2 separate regions of the Mus musculus genome follow, and region 2 is linked to region 1. A link is a loop called in an ENCODE intact Hi-C map of the cell type or tissue named here. Cell type or tissue: heart. All regions are shown on one strand. Each heading gives the region's core, and the rest is flanking DNA. Links, peaks and the distances in the headings are about the cores only.

Region 1 (9,425 bases), core at 917-8,916:
ATGCCCCTCAACAGAGGAATGGATACAGAAAATGTGGTACATCTACACAATGGAGTACTAATCAGCTATTAAAAAGAATGAATTTATGAAATTCCTAGCCAAATGGATGGACCTGGAGGGCATCATCCTGAGTGAGGTAACACATTCACAAAGGAACTCACACAATATGTACTCACTGATAAGTGGATATTAGCCCAAAACCTAGGATACCCAAGATATAAGATACAATTTGCTAAACACATGAAACTCAAGAAAAATGAAGACTGAAGTGTGGACACTATGCCCCTCCTTAGAAGTGGGAACAAAACTCCCATGGAAGGAGTTACAGAGACAAAGTTTGGAGCTGAGACAAAAGGATGGACCATCTAGAGACTGCCATATTCAGGGATCCACCCCATAATCAGCATCCAAACACTGACACCATTGCATACACTAGCAAGATATTATCGAAAGGACCCAGATGTATCTGTCTCTTGTGAGACTATGCCGGGGCCTAGCAAACACAGAAGTGGATGCTCACAGTCAGCTAATGGATAGATCACAGGGCTCGCAATGGAGGAGCTAGAGAAAGTACTCAAGGAGCTAAAGGACCCTATAGGTATATCTGCAACCCTATAGGTGGAACAACATTATGAACTAACCAGTACCCCGGAGCTCTTGACTCTAGCTGCATATGTATCAGAAGATGGCCTAGTCGGCCATCACTGGAAAGAGAGGCCCACTGGACACGCAAATTTTATATGCCCCAGTACAGGGGAACGCCAGGGCCAAAAAGGGGGAGTGGGTGGGTAGGGGAGTGGGGGTGGGTGGGTATGGGGGACTTTTGGTATATACATTTTGGAAATGTAAATGAGCTAAATACCTAATAAAAAATGGGAAAAAAAACAGAAAAAAAAAAAGAAATATGGTCTTGATCAGTATAGTGTAGGTGGAATGATGGATATGTGTATGGGGTACCCATGGAGCACAGAAGGGAGGGACCAAAGACTTGCATCCCTCCTAGTACAAATGGGCCTGCTGTCTATGGAGGGTCAAGGAGAACTGTCATGTACCGGGAGAGCAGTCTTCGGACAGGCAATGAAGGAATTAGCCACTAGGAAAGGCAGAAGAATCTGGCCACATTTTAAAGTTGAGTCAGTAGGAGTTCAACCAGGGTAAGAGCCAAAGCCATCAGGGGAACAGAAGAGTTGAGTGGGATTCAGATGTGGGACCTATTTGCTTAGGATATTTAGATAAAATGAGAATGTGATTTCACATCAGCCATAGACGGTGCATGTGGCCACATCTAAATATCTTACTCACTTTACGTTCAATAGGGAGCTTAGATGCTTACTGATACCTTGCCATGTTGTCATCCAAATTCCTTCTGAAGTAGGCTCAGATGAATATTACATTACCTGAAGATATTCTATTCATCGAGAGCTTAAAGAAATGAAAAGGAAGTCTGGCCAGAAACTGCTGGAAAAGTAAGACATTTCCTAGCTCAGCCTTCTCCATCCTAGAGGCACTGAAACTTAAGGTCTTGTCCTGACTTGTAGACTGCTTGTCTTCCAGATTAAGGGAGGATGTTATATGAAGCATTATGAAAACCTCTTTAGATTTTAGTAGGATTTTAAAAAGATCCATGAGAAAATAAATCTGTGGTGCATATTTTATACATGGAAAAGAGCTTGAAACTGATTTTAGAAAGCAGAGAATAATACTCTAAAGACGTCTAAAGTCATCGTACTGTCTTCCTTGTTCCCACTTGCTCTGCTAAAATACCCAAAATATTCCTTCTAGAATTAACACAAGGAACATAGCCCTGTTTCAAAAGAATCTTGCCATGGCTCTGAGGTTTCCAATTCACAAAATTAATTTCTCACTGCGATTTGCAAATGGCCTGTTTTCTTTCTCTGGGTGTATTTACCCACAAATGAGAAGTATAACCACTGCCAGGCATATAACTAGCGTGTGATTCTTGTTACTTTATCTGTCTATTCACCAACTTCCAAACATTCATGTGCAGGGAAATGTTTAACAGTCATACTATGGTGAGCAGGCTGGACTAATTTCACTCTGTATAGGATTTATAATCTAAGAAGGAGAAATTTAGCTTTATAGAGTGTACTTGGTGGACCAAATGAAATAGATGCAGAGATGGCAGGGAAGAGCTCTTTCTGTGACTGACCACTATGTTGAGAAGACTGGCCTAATCACACTCATTGGGCTCCAATGTGTTTCAGCAGCCTAGACTACAAGCAAGCCCCCAGTGATGCTTAGTTATTAGGCCTATAGGGTTTCAAGCCTACGAAATGTCTTCTACAACTAAAAAGAAAAAATACCCTGTGAGTTGAGAACCTTCATCACCACATATCAGTGTGTAGTGGTTTCTACCAACATGAAGAAGAGGTGTCCATCGACTTGAATAGATACATTCCCCCCCACCCCCCCAAACTGCTAACAAATGTTTAGTGTTTCTTTCAGTTATAGATGTGGATTTTAAGCTACTCCACTTTTAACAATACTGATCGAGGTTACCTAGTTGAATCTGAATTTTATAAAAATGAACAGTATTTTAATATAAGCATGTCCCACATATAATAATTGGAACAATTTGAAATTTAAATGTAGACTGGTAATCCAATATTTTGTCTGGGAAGCCCAAGTTCTGTCTCACTGGTAGTCATCCATGTCCAATTGTATCATGGTTATTGCAATTATCTTGAAACATTGTCTGTCCAAACTTGCAACAGATAAAACCCAAAGATAGATTATTTAGCTTTTTACTGAGGTACATTTATTTCTGTACAGCAAATTTTATTTGTCTTTTAGAAGCTATTTTATTATTACAACGAAATTGGTTTCCATTGTCATATGATGTATTTAATTTCATGAACTTAGAAACACGAGTCTGAGGGACAGTGAGGGAATTCAGTGAGAAAAAGCACTAGTTGTACAAGCCTGGAGACATCAGTTAAATCCCCAGAACCCATATAAAGATAGGGGGAAAGAATGACTGTGTAAAATTGTCTTTAGACGTCTGCATGCATGTTAGGGCATGTGTACCCCACTCCTGATATAGCATACACACACAGAAACTAATGATAATACTAAAAGTAATTTTTAAGAGAAATATGAATCTAGGAAGGATCAACTCCAGCATTGCATCCAACCTTTAAGCACAGGCCTCATTGCTTCTTTCAAGTGACACTGAAGTTGGCTTTGCCATGTATTCTGCCAGAAGCTGCAGGGTCCTGCTCTAGCCCTGAAGAGTAGAATATCAGTCTTCACAGGCCGGACTTCAGCAGTGAGGGAGCAGGCCCTGTTAGCCTCAAGAGAGGGCAAGCAGTCTTGGGATATCTGTGGTAGTTCTGAAGCCTTTTGCTCTCCTGAGGTCTTCTAGGCTGCTCACGCGCAGAGCTGAGAGCTACCTTAGAAGCTGTAGTGGGTGCAGGGTGAAGTGGTATGGAAATGAGGACAAGGATAGAGACTGAGCAGCCTTGAAGAGATGTCAGAAAGGACATTTGGAAAAGACAAACAAAAACAGAAACAAAAAACAAAAAACCCAAACAAAAACTCAATTTGTTCCTTCTAAGTTGATAGGAAAATAGATACAGAGGCAAATTAGAATTATCCTAGAAATTTTTCTAGAAATTATTCTATAAAAATTGGCTACTCACACAAGGGAGTTGGTCTCTACAGGTTCTATCTACCCCGTCTCTGTGCATTTCCGCTAAAGTCATCCTGTTGGGTCCTGGGAGCCTCTTGTTTCCCTCATCTCCCACTGCTACATATTTTTATTCTATTTCCTGACCCTCTGTATCTCTCTCCCATCCCCTCCAGTACTTAATACTGACTCCCCCGCCCTTATTTCCTCCTTATGTAAACCATAATTTGTAGGGGGTTGAGAAAAACTCTCTAAGGTCTACATGTACTTCATTTCTGGGGCTCAGCATTTACATTTTTACACCCTGCAATGCTGAGTGAGCTACGAATGAAAAAAAAATTAAATGGTAATTAAAATAAATGTTAGCTATATGCATATGTATGTATATTCAAGAAAACCTGGGGAGTAAGAAATGGTATTCTTATTCAAAGAGATCTCTCTGGAGCCTCTGACTGGGACCTTCTTCTCTGGTGAGTTCCTAGCCCGCCCGAGGAGAGGGAGAAAAGAGAAAAGGGGAAGCACTGGAGGAGGGAGGAATGAATCAATACAGCTTCTGCCGCATACCAGCAGGAAAGCTGCAGACAGCAGCCCCACGTGACCAGCCCTCTGAGAAAATGAAGCCAAAAATAGCTCAGAGCCTCACACTTCATGGCTGGCAGAGGCACGATTTTTCATCCACCGTTGGGAGTGGTGTTCCAGGGGCTCTGAGCATAGCAACGAAAAAAAATCAAAGCAGCTCAGCAGCTTTGGCTTATTCTAATCTGTGCACTAGACAACAGCAAATGCTTGGGTGTTTTCTTAACTCCAACGCCCATCCACAAAATCTGTACTATGTTTGTGAGGATCACAAGATAGCCCTTGGGGACGTTTATCAGGGGAAGGATTTCTGGGGCAGGCTCCCAAAGATATTCTGCCTTGTGTGCAGAGAGTGCTGGAAAATACAAGATGCCCCTGGAGTAGGAGAAGACAGCTGTACCTTTAGATGTAGCCAAAAATCCAGCCCCCTTTTCAATACAGAAGAATATTATATTATAATCATAGATTTCTTTGAAAGCAACAAAGCAATGTATGTCATCTTAAGCAATAAATTATGATGGCTTGCTTCCAGGGCATGATTCCAGAAAAAAACCCAGAGGAGGGGATTTTGATAATCTTACAGATTCAAAAAAGTTAAAGGTTATATAGCATAAGAAACCTTCTTTTATAAAGCTACTTTAAAAGGCATAATGTAATAATGTATGCTTAGAAAATCCAGTCCACTAATAAGCTGGTAGACGCTGTGCACTTATTTGTTTGTTTGTTTATAAATAAATAGGTCCCATGAAATATGTATGTTTCCTGTTGTGCAATGGCACTATTTAATACACAGATGAAAACAAGTTTTGACAATCATAAAAAAAAAACACCCTTAATTAACCATGAAGAATACAGTTTCCTCTCTCTGGTGTTCTCAGAAGGATCCTTACTCACTCAGGGATAACAGGAAGACAATAAACACCTGAAAAATGAACAAGCAGGTGCCATGAGGAGGTAACTGCTATGGAGGACATAAAGCATGCACTCAAGGGTGCAAGGTCAGGCCTGGGAGCATTTCTAGGGAGGCTAGTTGAAGGGTTAAAGGCAGCTCTTCTAGAGCCTGAAAGCTGGAAGAATGTTGTTTTCTCTGAGAGAAGGCAGGGGCTAAAAATAGCAGGACTTTCCTCTATGAAGTTCAAGTCTGATGTGTTTCCCACTCTTGTGAGCCATAACACAGGACAGAGATTTATGACCACCTGGGCTCTAATGGGTTATTTTGAGCTTCCGAGTCAGGGCAGACACATTTGTTGCGGAGCTAATTTTATAGGGAGATAAATTCTCAGACCATCTGCCAGGGAAACATGCTTTGTGTCAGTTAGCCATGGAATGAGAAGGGGGAAGACCTGCAGGCTGATTTCCCAGCACATGCAGCTTTTCTACAGGCACTGGGGAGTGTTGGGGGAGAGGTAGCTCTGTGCCAGAAACTTCTCTGTGAAAAAGTATAAATAAGAGCCAAGATAGGTAGGGCTTCCTGAGTATCGGCACGGTACAGCTCCCTCTCTTGTGAAACAGCCATTGAGGTATAGTTAATGACAACCAGAAAGACAAAGCACTTCTAGCAGAAGGGTCTTCATTGTGCACCCCACATTCTCCTTACCTCTGAACAGCTCTGGTAACTCCTCACATCTTAGTTTGTGCAATGAGAACTCAGAACAAGGAATTGGGCTCAGCAGCTGGACGATACCTTCAGCCTCCTAAGTAAAGGTGATCATGACTCCACAGTGGACAGAGATGTGAGGCCGCAATCCTGTTTTGAAGTGCTTGCTATGCTTTCTGTGACTATTTCCAGTGAAGAGTTTATATAACATTCCCAGCAGGCTTTGATAAGGCTGCCATAGTCAGCAATCTCACAAGTAGTAAAACACTAAGATGTCCTTTCTTTGTGTTTGAATAATATGTGGATATTAGTGCTTCTCTTTGGTGTGAAGTACATTTTTCACTGGGATTCTTTACTCTTTTTCAGGCACCAGGCTAGGATGCCTTTCTACTTCATGAGATTTAGCAGTCCTAAAGTTATCTATACAGGAAGTTGCTGATGGAGATGGGCCTGACCATTTTCATTATCTTTTGCTTCAAGATTTTGCAGGAAAAAGAAGAAGTTGCCTGTTTCCTGGACAATCATTCCCCTTAGGCTTATGAAAAGAGGGTAGTGATGAGTATTGATAACCATTCTCTGGCCTGAGACACTCTGTCAAAGCTGTCAACGTAGTGTGCCTGGCCATGAGGCATCTAGTATCATGATATGCTAGATGTGCTGGGGAAGAGAAGGCTCACATTATGTTTCCTCTGGGTTTCTGGATAACAAGTCAAACCTGTCCTGTGCTCCAGGGCCTTATATTCTAAGTTGGGGGCAAGAATGACAAATCTTCCATAGTAGTAGCCACTATGGCCACCTACAACCCAGAAGATAGGAATACTAATTATTCATCCAGACCTCAAGCTTGTGTTTACATTTTGACCCAGTAAGAGAAAGAGCACAGATGATTTTGTCAGGAGGCCTCAGGTGTTTTTCATATGATATGTTTATAATAAAGAGCTGAGTTCTTCAAATTAGACAAGTAGCCAACATCCCCTCCTTTATTTTATTTATGGTGTTCCTGGTCAGGTCTTTTAAAAATCTGTAGTCCTATTTTAAAGGAATAGATGTGCTCAGTCCTAGAAATTCCTGTGGTTAAAAAAAAAAAACCAAAACATGGATTTCTGGAGGATGTTTGAGAACGCAGCCTTGCTAAAAGTTGGTAGAGATATTAAGGATGTACTAGTGAGCAGGTCTGCTTCCTTTTCCTAATCCACAAAGAGTAAAGAAAGATAAGGACCAGAAGGCACTTTAATTTGATGAACACTTGGAAGATTGTATGCTGCTTTAACCAAGAACCAAATTAACTGAAAATCCTAGTTACAATGCAAATCTAAGAGTAGCCAAAAATTTGCCGTGGCTGGAAATAGTTACTAAACTCACAGGATCCTCTATGGGTTGCCATGAACACACCACTCAGGTAATATTCTGTTTTCTTTGGCAAAGCTGGAGGTACACTGTGTACTAGTAGGGACTGGGCTCTGAAAGGAGGGTTTTATCCATTCCATCTGGTGTCTGAGCCATGCCACCAACTTTCCAGTGAAGACTTGGAGTTATGCTTCTGTTAATGGAGGCCAGAGAAAAGCTACAGCAGTATAATTGTGCTGAAAACACTTGTCACTTTCATTTTCTCAAACACTGACCTTGAGTCAGGTATAAACCAAGTTTAAATTGCTCAAAAGAGTTTTCATGCCTTAAAGTGCAAGCACAAGAAGGGATTTATTTAGTGGAAAGCATCAGGCTGACATACGAGAACTAGCTAAGCTGACATGGTAAAGGAACTGTGGCAAGCAGAGCCGCTGGAATGATCTAAATGTGTGTAATTATTGTCCATGTACCAGAAAGGTCAATATTGTGCAGGGCAGAGGGACCGCAACAGAGATCTCCATTCTGAAAAAGATCAAATGGGGACTTAGAAGAAGGCTAAAGGCCGAGATTATTTTCGTTACAGTATCCTTGAAGGGTCAAAGGCCAGCAAGAACAAAGTCCTGATCTACAAATGTACAGGCCCTTAATTGTGAGATGCTTGCCCTCAGTGTGGCTTTGCTGCAGTAGCAGGTTGCATGTTGAAGTAAAGTTTATATACCTGTCAGGAAATGGGTCTGGATAAGAGTGCTTATTTAGTAGAGATAAGAAAAGCAGGACAAAGGTGAAACTGGGTAGAGGCAGGTACACCGTATAAAAGGCTACTTACACTGTAGGCCCAATAAACCCGTGGGTTCCTTCATGGAGTCATGGGTGCAGGCCAGGTCACCTCCCAGCCAGTGAGAGCCAGAGTCCCCAGATCTCTGGGATTGCTCTTTTTTTGGAGGTTTTCACCCTGCTCCTCTCTGCACACTTCCCACTCTACCTCCCCTGGCCTGGCCTTGGACCACCTAATTTTGTTTCCAAAGGCTAGCAACTCTCTATTGTAGTAATGTCCACTGTACGCCACACATGCTTACAGTTGGTCCTATATTCCAGTGTTGAGTACAGAAGCAAGTTGTTCGTCCTCCCAATCCTGCATTTACCTTCCCTACTCACCACCTTTTTTTGTGAATTTCTGAAAAGGATCTGGCTTTATTTGTGATTATGTTTCTTTCCTCCATAAATTTAGTTTAATATATTTTGGAGCTCTGTAATTAGGGATATGTCATTCAGGACTATTAGACACCCCTAAGAGACTGAGCCCTTTACAGTGTAAACTAACTTTATGTTCTCAACTCTACTTTGTTCAATACTAGTATCACTTTTCCTACACAGATGATTTTCCAACATTCTACTTACTTGCGTCTTTATTCTTCACTGACCTGTGCATTTGTTTTTCATAAATTCATTTTTGAAATCCTTTTTATTAAACCTTTTCATTCACTTAATTTCAAATTGTTCATGTAATTGCTTTAAGAAAGTGTTTTGTTATTCCTTCCCTTCCCCTTCCTTTCATTCTCTTTTCTCTTCTCCTCTTCTCTTCTCTTCTCTTCTCTTCTCTTTACTTTTCTTCTCTTTTCTTTTTTTCTTTTCTTCTCTTTTTCTTTTCTTTTCTTTCCTTTTCTTTTCTTTTCAAAATACAGTCTCATGAGGCTCAGAATGTCCTTAAAATCATATACCTCCTGTCTCAGATTCCTAAGCTCTGGTATTACAGTCAAACCCCACCATGATTGGCCTGTTACTTCTTTTCTGCCTACCCATCCCTTGTTCCTTGACTGCTACCTTTTTAGTCAGTCTTTTATAGAGACCTATATACGTCAAACAATTGTTAGATTTTCCGTGTACATTTTCTTTTTAAAGAAGCTATACTTCTTTGTACTGTAATTAATTTTAATTTTATTGTACATCTACAATTTTCTCCTTAAGTATCAGTCCAAATATTTTACCACATGGTGACTGCTAGAGCCTTATTTTAACTTAGAAAAATGTAGTTGTGATACTACACAGTTCAATATGAAATTACAGACTACATAGAATACATATATTTATAAAAGGGGATTTGTTAGACTGGCTGACAGGCATAATGTTAAAAACTCACAAAGGATGTCTATAGATGTTAAAAAAAAATATGAGACGCCTGAGAATGAAAGGATCAGTAAGGTGACCTTAGTCTGGAACCCTCTAATGGTATGCTAGGGAGCCTGCAACCTGATGTCT
Region 2 (9,425 bases), core at 842-8,841, 57 kb after region 1:
AATGATAGGAATCCATGAACACACTGGCCATGGAGAAGACAAGAGAGAAGCAGTTTTCTATGCTGTGTGCTCATCTAATTAATGGGGCAGGTAATTGGCTCTTCCTTTTCACACATGTCACTTTGTTCTGATGTTTTGTTCATTTCATTTGGCTAGGCTTCCTCCTCTTTGTCACCCTCTTCAGATGGCTCACTTAGCAACCACGCAGCATCAGATACTATGGCAAAGAGGCTGGATAAATGTTTCAGGAAAGATAAAATGATGTAGAGGGGTGTTTCTAGAAATCTTCTGTGCCTGGAGCACAGCCAAGCCTGAGCTTATTTGTGTGATGGAAAAGAGGTAATTTTGATTATCAGAGACAGTGGACAGTGGAAAGAAAGCAGAGTGATAGGCTCCCATCCCTTCAGAAGGGTTACCCACTGCCTGCACTCACCATGGGGCTGCTGAAGGCAGTGTGCTTAGACAGCATGCTGGCTCTCTTTGCCTCAGCTCGACTGCCTGTGCGCCGGTGGGACTTGATACTTTGGGTCTTATGAGTCATCCAGATGCTCTGATGGCTCCCAGTGCTGCCACGGTGGGATATTGTGCCCACCTTGGACACCACTTCCTCCTCTTCTGAGTCTGCCTCTTGATACCTGGCCAGTCGCTGAGCTGTGGAGATAGGGACAAAATGTTAGACATCAATGGGGGCAGACGGAATTAATTCAGGATGTTGTAGGTTCCATGAGCCTGTGTCTCAGAGGGCACCCAATCCCCACTCTCCAATGGTAAGGTTATAGTTAGTATTTCAAGGGGATTTAAAATGTTCTCTAGCATTCTTACTAACTTGCATTCTCCATGAACTGAGTGGAACTAATAGAGAGGGAGCTGTCTACATGCACCAGTAGACCGTGAAGTGCTATAGAACAACAAGGTTCACTCTCTTGAGGTTGCACAGTCTAATCGCATGTAGCCAGGCCTGAGCCCAGCCAGTGAGGCTCTATCCAAGAGGATCTGGACTACATTCCTGAGATTGAGCCTTGGGGATTCACTGGCCAGTGAGGTCCCCATATTCACATGAGTGTCTGAAAAATGGCATGAAGAAGAGCTCATGCCACTGGTTTTTTTTTTTTTTTTGCCAGTGGCTCTGATCAAATCTTTCCAGGATTTCCAGGTTAGGATGGCTCTTCGAGACATGGGTGAGCAATAAGCAATGTATTCAGAATTACTCTTTCAAACTAAGTATTTAATCAGAAGGTCAAGTGCAGGCACAGCACTTGGTAGAAATATTAGGGCGGCCTAATATCAGGAGATTCTGATCTCCAGAGAAGTGGGTGCCCATGCCCAATGTCATCAGGCTAAGTACTTCTCCATACCAGGATGCCAAACATACCCTCTGTTCTCTGGTGACATATGGCCTAGTGTGCCTGCTGGATTGCAAGGAGGAGAAAAGCCCGGGCACATAGCTGTTGTGCCCACTTTCTGGCATTGTGAATTGAATTAACTCCAGCCTGGAGAGGAGCAACTTATACCTTCAGGCCTCCTCCTCCTCCTCTCTGAAGCTGTGGAGCCTGAAAGGAGCTACTTCTGTTGTACTGTTTGTAACTGTAGAGGCGTTGGAGAAGCCTACACATAGGCATGCAGCCAGCTACCTGTAGGTTATTAGGTCAAGAGGTGAGAGAAGAATATGCCCATAGTCTCTGTGGCTAGCTTTGGTATGTGAGCTCTGGCAAACCATGGGCTGAACTGATTGGAGATGATCTATTTCAGTCCTGGCACTTCTGCACAGCACAAAGATGCATAAAGGCTTTTATGCCTCAAATACTTAACTGTTTCCTCTGGAAGTGACAGAACCTGTTAACCTTAGCTTTGCATTTGACTTCTGTCAAATCTATGATTCTGTCCCATAAAGTCTCAGATGACAACTTTATTTTTTAATTGTGCTATTAATATTATCTTTTATTGACAAATCATAACTGAACACATTTAGAGGGTGCAGATGTTTTGTTTTGACATAGAATAAAATGTGCTATACATACACACGAAACTATTTAATATATCCATTACCTCACCCTCAGTGGATATATCAGCATTGATTGAAGGCACTGGTGTGCTAGAGATCTCAAACCTGTTCTTGCCTGTCTGAAACTGAGTCCCAGCTCTACAAGGCTTCTAAAAACACAATGCCTGGGAGTACACTTCAGTGCACAAAGCTGAGTAAGTGGGCAGGGAAAGGGGAAGCAAGAGGGTTAGAGTGTGGTAGGGACCGCGGAATGAGGTTAGGAAGGTAGACAGGGTAGATAGGCAAAGGCATGGAAAACACCACTAGCAGTTTACTTGGGGTGCACATGAAAGTGTTAAACAGTAGGTAGACTCGTCTGCTTTCTGTTATATTGTATACAAAGGAAGATAGTGCCCATCAAGATAATTCTTAGGTGCTGGGGAGATAGCTTAGTAGCTACTGATCCAGCCACTCACTGGATCCCATTCCCCACTCTATTCTCTTGGCAGTCTGTGCTTTTTTGCTTTTCTTATTGGAAAGAAGGGAACTGTGGGGCAGGGGTATGTGTGTGTGCGCGGCAGTGGGGGGGGGGTGACTCACTCAAAATTGCTATTACTCTAGAGCTATGACTGAAGTGCAGGCATCTTCATCACTGTATTTTCTCTTGGCAAGGGGCTTAAGAAGCTTGGTGATTTTGCCAGAGCCTTTCTTCAGCAAGGAGGGAGGCAGCAAAGGATAAGGAAAGGAAAGATGGGAGGCAGGGCTAGAGACTCATTTCTCTCAGCCTTGAATAGACATTGTGTTCCAAGGCTAAGAATGCATTGTAAAGTACACAGTGCCCGTCTGAGAATTTTCAGCTGATAGCTGAAAGATAAATGAGTGACAACAGAAAATCTCTCTGCCCCTCTGTGGTGCAAAGTGAAGCCACCGCAGAAACTAGCACTTCAAGGGTGTGCTGTCTGGCTGCTGTGCTTGCCTGGCAGAAAATGAGCCAAAACAGATGCATATCATTCCAGACACAGCAGCGAGCACGACAATGTCAGCTCATTCTATAAATAGTTCTGGGCTCCCAAGTGATCAAGAAAGATTTATCTTCCCTTCAGCCAGCAAACCCTGAACCTTGTGGACTGTCTCCTGCCCATGCACAATTTGGAGAGAGCAGTTCTCTAATCCAGCCCAGACTGGAGGCCTCTGTCCTCACACTCACCATTGGCATCGTGAGAATATTCTATGCCGGACACAGTGCATCTTCGAAAGACCATCTTGTTCTCAGTTAATGTGCCGGTTTTGTCCGAGAAGATGTATTTTATCTGCCCTAAGTCTTCTGTTATGTTCAGAGCTCGGCACTGCAGCTGTGAATCTGTCTCTTCATCATAGAGCTCTATATCTTGGTTAATGAAGTATACTTGGCACACTTTAACAATTTCAATGGAAACATATAAGGAAATTGGAATCAAAACCTAGAATACAAAGGCACACGGGATGAATGACTATGAGCACCAGGGAGCAGTTCTCAGTTAATACAATCAAATCAAATGACAAATGACCAAGGAAGCAGGAACTGTACTGTACCTTTAAGAGCTTAAATGGGTTGGCTTAAAGTCACTATTGGAAAAGGATTAAAAGTACTGACAAAGAGTTTAAACTAGAATAGCCTAGGCTGGTGCAATTGCAGAGCGGAAATCCACTCCTATGTCTGGAAGGATAACGATGGCCTGGAGACTAAGTTGTGCTTGAGAGGGGCTAGGAAAGGAAAGAGAGAAGAGAAGAAAACAGGCACAGTCAGAGTCCTCATGAGCAAAGTCACCTCTAACTATAGCAGCACTCTCCCTCATGTTTCCCCAGAGCCCCAGTGACAGGAGCTGTCTATTACCCAAGGATGCGCTCCACAGTCCGGGGGGGGGGGGGGGGGGGCAGCCATGGGATGAAAAGAGTTGTTTCAGAGGCTGGTTTTATGTTGCAGTACAATTTCCTGATCTTGTGCAATAGAGAGCAAATGCAAGATGGCTTGAGAAAAAAAAAAATGCAGTGTGGTTTGATCATTCAAGACCAAATTTCTGGAAATGAATGTTTATTTATAGAGCCACAACACTGACCTAATATTTATGAGCCCAGAATATCATCTTCTGACTAACTGGGTTCTCTTGGTAAATTAATTATGTTAATAAGACACCAACTATTATCCTAACTCAAGGCTAGAACAAAATTTACATTTACAAAAAAAAAAAAAACAACATAAAACAAAAAACAAAACCTAATTTGCAATGTCAAATGATACTGTTTTCCAACTGTAGGAAGGAACCACTTGTGATAAGGCGAGGCTGGACACAGCCTCTGGTTGCTCTGTCCTCACACAGGCTAGGTGTGACCATCACTGCCCCTTAGAGCTCTGGGGATGTTTTTACTCCTTAACAGACCTTTCTGGTGCTGCCATTCAGTTACAGATAGGCAGGCATGTGAATGCCTATGACTGCTACTGAATACTAATGCTAATATATGCAGCAGCACCAGAATGAATTCTGGGAGAGGGGCTCATCTGCAGAGATGCTGTGAATGAAATAGCTTGGGGTTTTGCTTGTAGCAAAGTATTCAGGTTGGCTGCCTCGATTTCGTGGAGAACTACATCAGTAGGAACACACTCATGTCAGGGAACTGGGTGAGAGGCGAATGTGGATGTCCTCCATTAGTGTACGAAAATTTCTGTAGATCTAAATATTATTCCCAGATTAAATTTATTTTTTAAAAGAGGACTCAGGATGTACCTCAGTGGTTAGAGCACTTGCCTCGCATGCGTGAGGCTAATAATAATAAATTAGTAATAATTCATAAATAGTAATAGAAAAACAGAGAAACAATGGGAAAACTCAATCCCCAAAGCGTTGATCAGTTAAAGAAAAGCAAAAGAAGAGCATGAACTGGAAAGTCACCAAAGAGCCTTCAAATAGAACAAAAAGCAACGTGGATTTGTGATTCTTCAAGATGCAGAATTGATAGAAAATTCTTTGCAAGATTTTTATGTTCTCGAGAGGAAAGTAAAGTAATTACCATATAATATTTATTACTGTTACCTGCAGAACTATTATCATTGTAAAAAATGAGTAAACTGCAGCTGTGGCTGGGGATAAAGAGCTGCCATCAGACTCGGGAACATCAAATAGTGCTTTTTTCTCTTGATAGCGCCGAACCCACAATCCATGCCCTGTGCATGTTTAAAGAGAGGCATCATTCATCTGACAGGAAAGAAAGAACGCTGCTTGGGAAAATTAAGACATTTTTTTAAAAATTGCTACTGACATTGTTATTGACATATTCGTTCTATCAGCTTTCTTTGTCATAAAAGAAAGCACCCTTCGGCAGGCAGCTGGGAAGAGTGCACACTGAGTTTTGCTCCCATCCAGAGTTTCTTAAACTGTGTATGATACTACACTTGTGATCGTGTCACTTGGGAGGCTAAGGTAGAAGGATCAAACATTCTCCCCCATCCTAGACAACATAGCAAGAACCCCCACAACTGCACTCAAGGGTTTCCTATTGATGGTGCTGAATGGCGCCACTGATCCTGATATAAAACACGGCCTGTGTGCTGGGAGAATGACTTCATCATCCAGGTGCCTAAAAAACAGAGTCACAACGGCCTGGGTAAGCACGCATTAGGACCTAAATACGGCCCATGTGGCCCCTTCTTGGGGATTCAACTTTCACATGTTACAGTTTCTAAGAAGTCAAGGGTTATGCGTGTTTCTCGCTAAACTAATTTGCACACCTCTCTGGTTACAGAAACCTTTTGGTGTTCTATGTGGCTCTGCTTTAATCATCTGACACCATGCTACACCTGTCTGGTCCATGTTGACAAGGTAGGGACAAGGTATAAATCAAGTGCTGGAGCCTCAAAACATGCTACTGAAAAGGTTCTACAATCTTTTGGTCCCCTTCCAAGACCCATATTGTTGTTTTCTCTTTTGTCATACCGCCTCATTGCTATATGTGTTCCTCTCCTGTCGCTAGCTTTCATCACTATTGCTGAATCCTCTTTCACTGGACACATTACTACGGCTATGACGGACCCATCGCCCCCATCCAAGTAGCCTTCAACTCCAAAAGGAACATTACTCTGCAAGCTCATTCACCTCAGTGTGGCCACACTGATGCTGATGCAGGCACTCCTGGAATCCAAGTAGTGAAAATGGTGTTTTGACCTTTAAGGTGCTGGGTCTAGTGGAGTCAGGATAGCCCCCAAGCTTGCCTGTAGGCTGTGCAGCAGTCTACTTCACTGAGGACTCATCTTGGGAGACTTACCAACCGCTGAAAATAGAGATATACAAACGAGGAGAAGGACACACCAGAGGACATCGCAGTTCATCTGCCTTTCAAGCTGGCTGCGCTTGTAGCGGGGCCCACTATTGTTCAGCAGGGCTTTGGTTTCATGTCCTGCAGAGGAGGATGGAGGGGTATGAAACACCAATCTCCTAAAGACAAGGAACCAGGGACTGGAGCCTACAGAGCAATTATGCTGGATTTCAGCTCTCTAAGAACCTCGGTCAAAATAGGATTCAGAATGCATTATATAACAACTGTAAAATGAACAGAAAGAAATATTCTAAAGAAAACGGAAGAACACTTCAATTGAGTTGTTATTAGAACTTTGGTTTTTGTTTTTGTTTTTCTGATACTTTTCTGTTTTCATAAATTTTAAGTTTCCAATTTCCTACAATGGGTATGTACAACTTTTAATATGAGATAGAAATTAGAAAGAAACATTGGAGAGTACGTGGCACAGTGTGGCAGTAGATGGTCTTAGGTGTAGCCTGTGCCTACCTGCGTAGATGACAATTCCAGCCACAGCCTCTGTGTTTCTGATGGTGCACCCACGAAGCAGCAAGTTTTCCTTATGCAGCCCAGCCTTCTCCCCATTGCTGTGCATGCTGTGGAAGAACACGGAGCAGGGCATGTCACATGGCTACACAAGCACTTTGTTGAAGTACCCAGAAGGCCCTGCCATGGCTGTCTGGTTGTAACTCCATAGCAGCTCTGAGGAAGCTGCTGCAAATTAGCACAGAAGTCCCAAAGCTGCTGTTTATCTACTTTGAATGGGATTAACTGGGAACTGACTACAGAAAGTGCCAATTCTGTAGTTGCAGGGCAGACCTGGGAAGCTGACAAGGACAGTCTCGCTGGGTGATAGCTGGTACATCTATCTACTCCGCCAGAAATGAGAGTGCCAGTCAGTGCCTTGGGATGTCACAAAACACACACAGCCATTGAGAAGGGATGGTATGAATTTTGACAGCAGTTTGTGTGTGTGTGTGTGTGTGTGTGTGTGTGTGTGTGTGTGTGTGTGTGAGTTTCCCTATCTTAGGTGTAAGTGTATATGCCAACAAGTGTGTATAGGTACCAACATGGAGTAGACATCTATTACCCTCCTCTATCCTTTTTTGCCTTGTTTCCTTGAGACAGGGTCTGTCGTTGAACCCAGGGCTTATCATTTTTCAGCCAAGTTGTATGGCTGGCAAATGCAGCTGTCCTTTTGTTTCTGTTCCCAGCTTCTGCTTCCTGTGCTAGTGCCACAGGTATGGATGGCCACACCTTATCTTTACATGGGTGCTGGGGATTTGAACTCAGATCCTCATGTGTACACGTTCTCTTAGTCAATGAGCCCGTTCCTCAAGCCCAATTTTGGCATCACTTTACATCTATCTTTCATAAAGTTATAAAGATATTAATATATTTAATCTGAGATATATGTAAACTATGAGCATTACAAATTGTGTCAGTGCTGTATAGAATCAAAAGTACTGTTCAAGTTTAAGCCATTGACTTTAAAACTTGTCCTCTTGGTCCAATGACCAGTGTTGTCCAACAGGGTCTACACTAGCACTATACGAGAGCAGACCCAGGAGCACAATATACAGGCTACCTTCCCATACCCACCATAGACACCCTTCTCCCCACCCTTATCAAAATGTCTCCTCTTGGCAACTCAGGTGAACCTAAAAGTCTTTCATTCCTTACAGCTCCTAGAGTGGTGCACATTAGCTGCAGAAATAAATATATTTTCAATGATGAAGAGAAACTATATAAAATCAAGACTACAATGCTTGTTGTGCTTAAGTGCATTGTAGTTCATTTAACATAATTCACCACAGTGCCAGTTCTTCTGCAGAGTATGTAGAAAGGGACACTCAAGGGACTATTAAAAAAGTCCTATGACGAAGGCTCACAGCAGGAAAACCAAGATAAAGGTTCAAAGCTGAAGCTAAGCATCAAGAGATTAGGCAGATACACACAAAGGCAGATACATATAAAGCCCTACCCCATTACTGTCCCATTACCAGATAGAAAACTGCAATGTTGTATTTCTCATGTGGATATTTCTTTAGTGACAACTAGACATGAAAAAAATTCCTTTGGGCAGCAGTGGAGAAAGAAAAGCCCACTTTTCTAGAAACAAGACGGACTCAGCAAAAATAAGAATAGTATTTCATATTCAACCTTCTCTGATATCATGTGTAACTACTGGCAGTCCTCTATATCTCTGAGCATTGCACCTGCAGATTCAACCAGCTATAGGTAGATGACACTGGGGGTGAGGAATTCTCTATAGTTAATAGGTTGATTTTATTTTTCTTGTTATTTCTTAATTTTTTCTTTTTCCAATTTTTTATTAGGTATTTTCTTCATTTACATTTCAAATGCTATCCCAAAAGTCCCCTATACCCTCCCCCCACCCTGGTCCCTTGCCCACTCACTCCCACTTCTTGGCCCTGGTGGTCCCCTGTACTGGGGCATATAAAGTTTGCAAGGCCAAGGGGCCTCTCTTCCCAATGATGGCCGACTAGGCCATCTTCTGCTACGTATGCAGCTAGAGACACAAGCTCTGGGGTACTGGTTAGTTCATATTGTTTTTCCACCTATAGGGTTGCAGACCCCTTCAGCTCCTTGAGAACTTTCTTTAGCTCTCCATTGGGGGCCCTGTGAGCATCCAGTTCTGTGTTTGCCAGGCCTCACAAGAGAAAGCTATATCAAGACTACAAGAGAAACTATATAAAAATCAAGACTACAATGCTTGTTGTGCTTTCAGCAAAATCTTGCTGGTGTATACAATAGTGTCTGCAATTGGTGGCTGATTTAGGATCAATCCCCAGGTGGGGCAGTCTCTGGATGGTCCATCCTTTCGTCTCAGCTCCAAACTTTGTCTCTGTAACTCCTTCCATGGGTGTTTTGTTCCCAATTTTAGGAAGAGGTGAAGTGTCCACACTTTGGTCTTTGTTATTCTTGAGTGTCATATGTTTTGCAAATTGTATCTTGGGTATTCTAAGTTTCTGGGCTAATATCCACTTATCAGTTAGTACTTGTTATTTCTTGAAAATACAGTATATAACTATTTACACTATATAGTTTTTATATCATATTATTTAGAATTTACAGGAAGATATGTGTAGTTTAT

What was found. Hi-C counts contacts between places; a loop is a spot of excess contacts. Peaks named below come from ENCODE experiments on the same cell type or tissue, not always from the same donor. Only the 100,000 strongest peaks of a DNase experiment are listed, where the experiment ranks them.
Region 2: it touches region 1 in a loop (4-fold over the local background); 5 of 42 quality-filtered maps call a loop at or near these places.

Annotation. Positions count from the first base shown.
Region 1 is chr7:58,839,103-58,848,527 of GRCm38, reverse strand. No RefSeq gene overlaps it. Among named protein-coding and RNA genes, the nearest start is that of Gm39019, 110 kb to the right of the region's middle. In heart, for the core only: no CTCF peak of the experiment used is centred there; a DNase peak (open chromatin) is centred at 4,287; H3K4me3 peaks cover 735 bases; H3K27ac peaks cover 3,849 bases.
Region 2 is chr7:58,782,210-58,791,634 of GRCm38, reverse strand. Atp10a (ATPase, class V, type 10A) reads right to left here. Exons shown (of 21, transcript NM_009728.2): 4 at 6,797-6,903; 5 at 6,278-6,409; 6 at 5,050-5,180; 7 at 3,189-3,441; 8 at 434-651. Among named protein-coding and RNA genes, the nearest start is that of Gm39019, 56 kb to the right of the region's middle. In heart, for the core only: no CTCF peak of the experiment used is centred there; no DNase peak of the experiment used is centred there; H3K27ac peaks cover 2,840 bases.